Regions from separate parts of the Homo sapiens genome. Here region 1 is linked to region 2. A link is an interaction called in ENCODE POLR2A ChIA-PET data of the cell type or tissue named here. Cell type or tissue: Panc1. All regions are shown on one strand. Links, peaks and the distances in the headings refer to the core of each region. The heading gives the core; the rest is flanking DNA. Region 1 overlaps RGS10 (regulator of G protein signaling 10). Region 2 overlaps SEC23IP (SEC23 interacting protein).

Region 1 (2,914 bases), core at 243-2,742, 370 kb before region 2:
ATTTATAGATGCTATGATGTCATATCTAACAGAGACCTTCTCCAGACATTAATTCCTTGGAAATCCATACTCAAAAGGCATCTGTAACACTCATCGGAGATGAATGCTCACAGCATGGATTTCTGCTGTTAATTTGCAGGAAGGTCTGTGTAATCATCCTGCATAGACAATTTCTCCAAGTCAAATAATATTTTAGTAATATCTCACTATCCAGTTTCCTCAACAGCAGAGTCAACTTACATCCTCAGAAGGTTTGTCCTAAGTACTCCCCCAAACTCACAGACTATTAAACATTCGAGTCCAGGAAAAGGCAGAGATATTAACCCTAAATTCCAAAGTGGTTTGGTACAACTCACATGCACAGGCGTGCACACACACACTGTACTCCTTTAAAATACTCTACTTTGTAATGAAGTTTCAAAGAAAGTACACACCCCACAAAACTTATTTAAAACCTCTTGTCACCTATACCACATCAAGTGTAGTACATTTTTTAAAAAGTCCTCCCAATTTAGAATCAGAGAGTCATTTTGTTACAACTGGTGATCTGTGTAAGGCTCCAGAGAAACTGGGTCATGGAAACATGGTATCTAAATATTACTTAAGTGTTTATCGGCTCCAGTATCTAGCTGCTGAGAATAACTACCCCACCTGCATGCAATTCCCTTGCCAGAGAGATCTGATTGAACTGCAGTTAGCAGGAAATAACATCAAAAGTGAAAAAAGTTTTTCAATAATCATAGTAATAGCCAGCATCCAAGTCAGGAGCAGGAAAGCTGGTGGCAGAGGGTTGGCTCCACTCAGAAAGGGCATCGTGGCGTTTTCACACGAGGGTTCGGGACTCACAGAAAGCCAAGTGCTCCTACTGGCCCTTCCACAGTCACCTGTGCACCTCTGTGTCCTCACAGCACACTCTTCCCAGCCCCTGCCCCGCCCAGGGCCAAGGCGACAGGCAAACTGCGGACATGGAAAGGGGTGGGGGCGATTCCTTACGTTCCATGCTCTGGTGTCCACCTGAGAAGTTCCACGCAGACCAACAATCCACTGCCTTCCCAGAGACGCCTTGTGTGAGAAAGGCAGAGACTGGAGGGCTCCCGAGCACCCTTGGGTCCGAAGAAAAAACAAGCCTCAACATCCTCTTTTAAGTGGACTAAACAACAGATGGCCACTGGTTTCCAGTTTCTACTAGAGGGAAGGAAATAAGAACGCCAAACTGTTATTTGTAGCCTCCCTAGACTCTCCACTTTCTAGGCAAAGTCCAGAAAAAAGAAAATGGCCCAGCAGCCCTAGCCCGAAAACAAAGACCCTGTCATCGATTTTCTCCACTTCCAGAAGCCCCTGTGTGTCCTCTGGGGCCTGACATTTCTGCGTAAAGCTGCCCTCACCCTCCTACTCTGCCTCAATCTGTCCCGCACCCTCCCTCGAGGCAAAGTAAATGACTTTTTCCTCCAGGGTCAGTCAGGTGGATGGTGCATTTCTTGAAAGCAAGGGCTGAGTCTTCCTCAGGGTCAGCATGATGTCTGGCACTCAAGTATATATTTTATAGTGATAAACATTTTCTAAGGAATGAGCCAAGCCAGGCACCAGGCTAAGGGTAGAGGGCACAGAAAGGAGGACGGATAGCTATTAAAAATAGTTGAGGCCAGGCGTGGTGGCTCACGCCTGTAATCCCAGCACTTTGGGAGGCCGAGGCGGGCAGATCACCTGAGGTCGGGAGTTTGAGACCAGCCCGACCAATGTGGAGAAACCTAAAAATACAAAATTAGCCAGGCGTGGTGGTGCATGCGTGTAATCCCAGCTACTCAGGAGGCTGAGGCAGGAGAATGGCTTGAACCCCGGAGGTAGAGGTTGCCGTGAGCCGAGATTGCGCCATTGCACTCCAGCGTGGGCAACAAGAGTGAAACTCCGTCTCAAAAAAAAAAAAAAGAAAAAGAAAAGTTGACATTTACTGAGCACTTACTATATCCCATCGAAACTTTGCAACAATCCTTGCAAGCTAGTTTCCTCAAGGGCCCCATTTTACAGATCAGGAAACTGAGGCACAGAGACGATAAATAATTTGCTACAAAGAAGCAAGCAAGGAAGTGGATGAGCTGGGATGCAACCCCAGGTTGTCTGGCTGGAGAGAAAAACACAGAGAAAGATGCCAGAAATGAAAGGTGGGGGCTATTTTCTCACAGAACTTAAAATGAATTGAGGAGAGGAGGCCAGGGGTTCCCAGGTGGCCGCCTGCCCACAGTGCCACGGGCTGGTAGGCGGTTTTCTTCACTAGTCCACAAATAAACGAGAAGGAAGACTAGGAAATATTTACCAAGTGAACTGTGCTGGTAGAGGAAGGACAGTCTTGGGTTGCTTGTTTTGCTTTTGCTTTGAAATAGATCACTATGTTTCTTTACGTGGGGCACAGTGCAGGACATACAAAAGGGAGTGTGGTGTAATAGTCTTCCTCACACCTCTGTCCCTCAGGTGCCCAGTGTCTCTCCCCAGGAGCGACAACCTCTACAAGATTCTGTGGATCAGGACAGCTCTTTACCTGAGATTATATCTTTCCTACTATTGGGGGTGTTAAAATGTCCTTTTCTGTGTGAAATGATAAAGGTGTTTGATGATGGCTTTGTTTGTTTCTAATGTCCTGACTACAGAAAAGAAGGAAGGGAGGGAAGGAGGGAGGGAAGAAGGAAGGGAGGGAGGGAGTGGAGGAGAGAGGGATGGAGGAAGGGAGGAAAGTTGTCAGCTCCACATTCATTCTCTAAATATATTTTAGCAAAGTCGCTAAATGGTTGTTGTGTTTAGGTGGCCGTGGACTTGGGTCCAAGACTTGAGTTCTCTGCCCCTTCAGAAATGGGTGCCTCCGGACAAGTCCCTGCCCCTTAGTGGCCTCTGCAGCCCTTGAGGGAGAAATGAAATGGTTCCC
Region 2 (2,920 bases), core at 98-2,597:
TTTGCCCTAGCTGTTTCTTTTCTACTTAAGAGTCATAATTTTGAGCAGCACAGATTAATCTTAAACTTCTATTTTGAAATAAAAATGAGCCTAGTTTTTTGTCTTTAAAGATTGAGTAGTCACCGTATTCATTATTTATTATTTCATTTTTATTTTCTTGAGACAGAGTCTCACTCTGCTGCCCAGGCTGGAGAGCAGTAGCGCAATCTGGACTCACTGCAACCTCTGCTTCTTGGGTTCAAACTACTATGCCTCAGCCTCCCAAGTAGCTGGGATTATAGGCGTGTGCCACCACGCCTGGCTAATTGTTGTATTTTTAGTAGACAGGGAGGTTTCACCATTGGCCAGGCTGGTCTCAAACTCCTGACCGCAAGTGATCCACCTCTCTCGGCCTCCCAGGGTGCTGGGATTACAGGCATGAGCCACTGCGCCCAGCAGATTATTTATTATTTTACAATATGCCTTGCAGCAGTTAGGAAAAGTGTTAATTTTGTTCTCTAGTTCAGCCAGATCCGGAGAGCGTGGTTCTTGGCACGGATGGAGGGCGCTACGATGTTTACCTCTATGACCGAATAAGGAAGGCTGCCTACTGGGAAGAGGAGCCAGCCGAAGTGAGACGCTGTACTTGGTTTTACAAGGGGGACACAGATAGTCGATTTATTCCCTATACTGAGGAGTTCAGTGAAAAACTAGAGGTACGGGTGCTTTATTTCTTTATGAGTTTCTTTAAAAAATGTAGGTCCTATATACATTGGTGAGTAACATCATTCACAGTGGAGCGGACTTTACTTACAAGACAGCTTGTTTTGATGCTGTTCACAGAGAAGATTACTTTTTAAGTGGTGTCATCACTCATGAGGTGCTAATCGTGGCATCTGTGTCTAAAGATAGAATATGATTTGCAGAGACACATCACAGATCTAATAAGGTGCTTGTGTCAAGCCTTCAATAGAACCTAGGCCGCTGGGATTTGTTGTTGATAGAAGATGCCAAGCATATGGACATTTTCAAATTAGTATTCAGTAAAAGGCTTGAAATTAACCTCTGATTTGTGAAAATAAATAAATAGAATTGGAAGAAGTGTCTTGAGTCTTATTAGCCATCTTAAATCTATAATTTCTTCAAGAAATTATATGTTGTTTTATATAATTGTGTTAAATGCTTGTGTTAATTCTACTTAAGAGTTGAATGTTAGATATTTGAAATACGTTCAGTGAATTCAGTTGCATAGATAGGAAATGAGATACAGAACATTTTAGTTAACTTCTGGCTGGGTGTGGTGGCTCGTGCCTATAATCCCAGCACTATGGGAGGCCTAGGTGAGCAGATCACTTGAGGCCAGGAGTTTTGAGACCAGCCTGACCAACATGGCGAAACCATGTCTCTACTAAAAATACAAAAACTAGCCAGGCGTGGTGGCACACGCTAGTAGTCCGAGCTACTCGGGAGGCTGAAGAGGAAGGATCACCTGTGCCAGGGAAGTTGAGGCTGCAGGGAGCTGAGATCATGCCACTGCACTCCAGCCTGGGCAATGGGAATGAGACCCTTCCTCAGAAAAAAAAAAAGTATATATTTGTATATGTGCATATATGTGTGTGTGTATATATATAAAGAAAAAAGTGTAAAGGAATGCTGATATCTATAGCTTAATTTTAGATATAAATAAACAAATAAAGATATATTGTAATTTTTGGTACCTTTTTGGTAGGCCCCTACGAAGCTATCATGTCCCCAGATTAAATGTTTAGTTTTACTATTTTGAAGCTGAAGTATATATTTTCAAGTCCAAGCAGTGTCTGAAAGTCTACACTTTCTCTTAACTATATTTGATTTTATATGGGTGACATAGACTTTGAAGCGGGATAGATATCCACATACTGACCACTGCAGCAACACATGGCTACCTAGGGAGACCTTAGCTTTTGTTCGGCTTCTTCCAGGAAACTCAAACCAGATCAGGGAAGAGGCAGAGGAGGTTAGGAAGTGAGAAAGCCGATAATAGAAAGGGAACAAAATGATACGTATTGCTCAGCATCCTGTTGGTGATCCTCTTCTGTCAGAGCACTAAGACAAAACAACGGAAGGGTTGGAGACAGAGAACACCTTTAATTTGATGAAGACATGATTATTGTCTACGTGGAAAATCAGGAGAACCTCTAGAAATATTAGCACCAATACAAGAGTTTTTTTGCAAGTCCGTGTATATAAAATTAACATACGTAAATTAGTAACATTCCTGTGCCATAGAAATAACCAATTAAAAATAGAAAAAGAAGATACTATGTATTTATAACAGAGAGACTATATATTTATAAAACTACAGGCAATGTAGGAAAAAAGCCCAAGAAAAGTACCGGTAAACTTTATGGAACACTGAAGAACGTAAAAGGTGACCTCAAGAAATGGAGCTAGGCTGGGCGTGGTGGCTCCTGCCTGTAATCCCAGCACTCTGGGAGGCCAAGGTGGGTGGGTTGCTTCAGCTCAGGAGTTCCAGACCAGCCTGGACAACATGGAAAAACCCCGTCTCTACAAAAAATACACACAAAAAAATTAGCTGGGCATGGTGGCCCATGCCTGTGGTCTTAGCTACTCAGGAGGCAGAGGCAGTAGGATTGCTTGAGCCTGGGATCTTGAGGCTGCAGTGAACTGTGATCGTGTCACAGCACTTTAGCCTGGGCAACAGAGCAAGACCTTGTCTCAGAAAAAAAAAAAAAAAAAAGAAACGGAGCTAAACATTATGTTCATGTAGGCACTATCATAAAAGATGTCAATTCTTCCCAAATTATCAGATAAATTTTAGGCAATCCCAATCAAAATTCACATCAGGGTTTTTTTTTTTTTTTGGTAAAATTTGCAAGCTGCTTCTAAATTTTTTGTGGAAGATCAAAATGTCAAGGATAACCAAGACCATTTCGACAAT

Evidence for each region. Peaks named below come from ENCODE experiments on the same cell type or tissue, not always from the same donor. Only the 100,000 strongest peaks of a DNase experiment are listed, where the experiment ranks them.
Region 1: POLR2A ChIA-PET joins it to region 2 with 8 read pairs; 2 of 35 experiments call an interaction of 5 or more read pairs at or near these places.

The regions. Positions count from the first base shown.
Region 1 is chr10:119,535,471-119,538,384 of GRCh38, forward strand. All of the region lies in intron 1 of RGS10 (regulator of G protein signaling 10), which reads right to left. Among named protein-coding and RNA genes, the nearest start is that of RGS10, 5.8 kb to the right of the region's middle. In Panc1, for the core only: no CTCF peak of the experiment used is centred there; no DNase peak of the experiment used is centred there; H3K27ac peaks cover 492 bases.
Region 2 is chr10:119,903,583-119,906,502 of GRCh38, forward strand. SEC23IP (SEC23 interacting protein) reads left to right here. Exons shown (of 19, transcript NM_007190.4): 4 at 502-695. Among named protein-coding and RNA genes, the nearest start is that of SEC23IP, 12 kb to the left of the region's middle. In Panc1, for the core only: no CTCF peak of the experiment used is centred there; no DNase peak of the experiment used is centred there.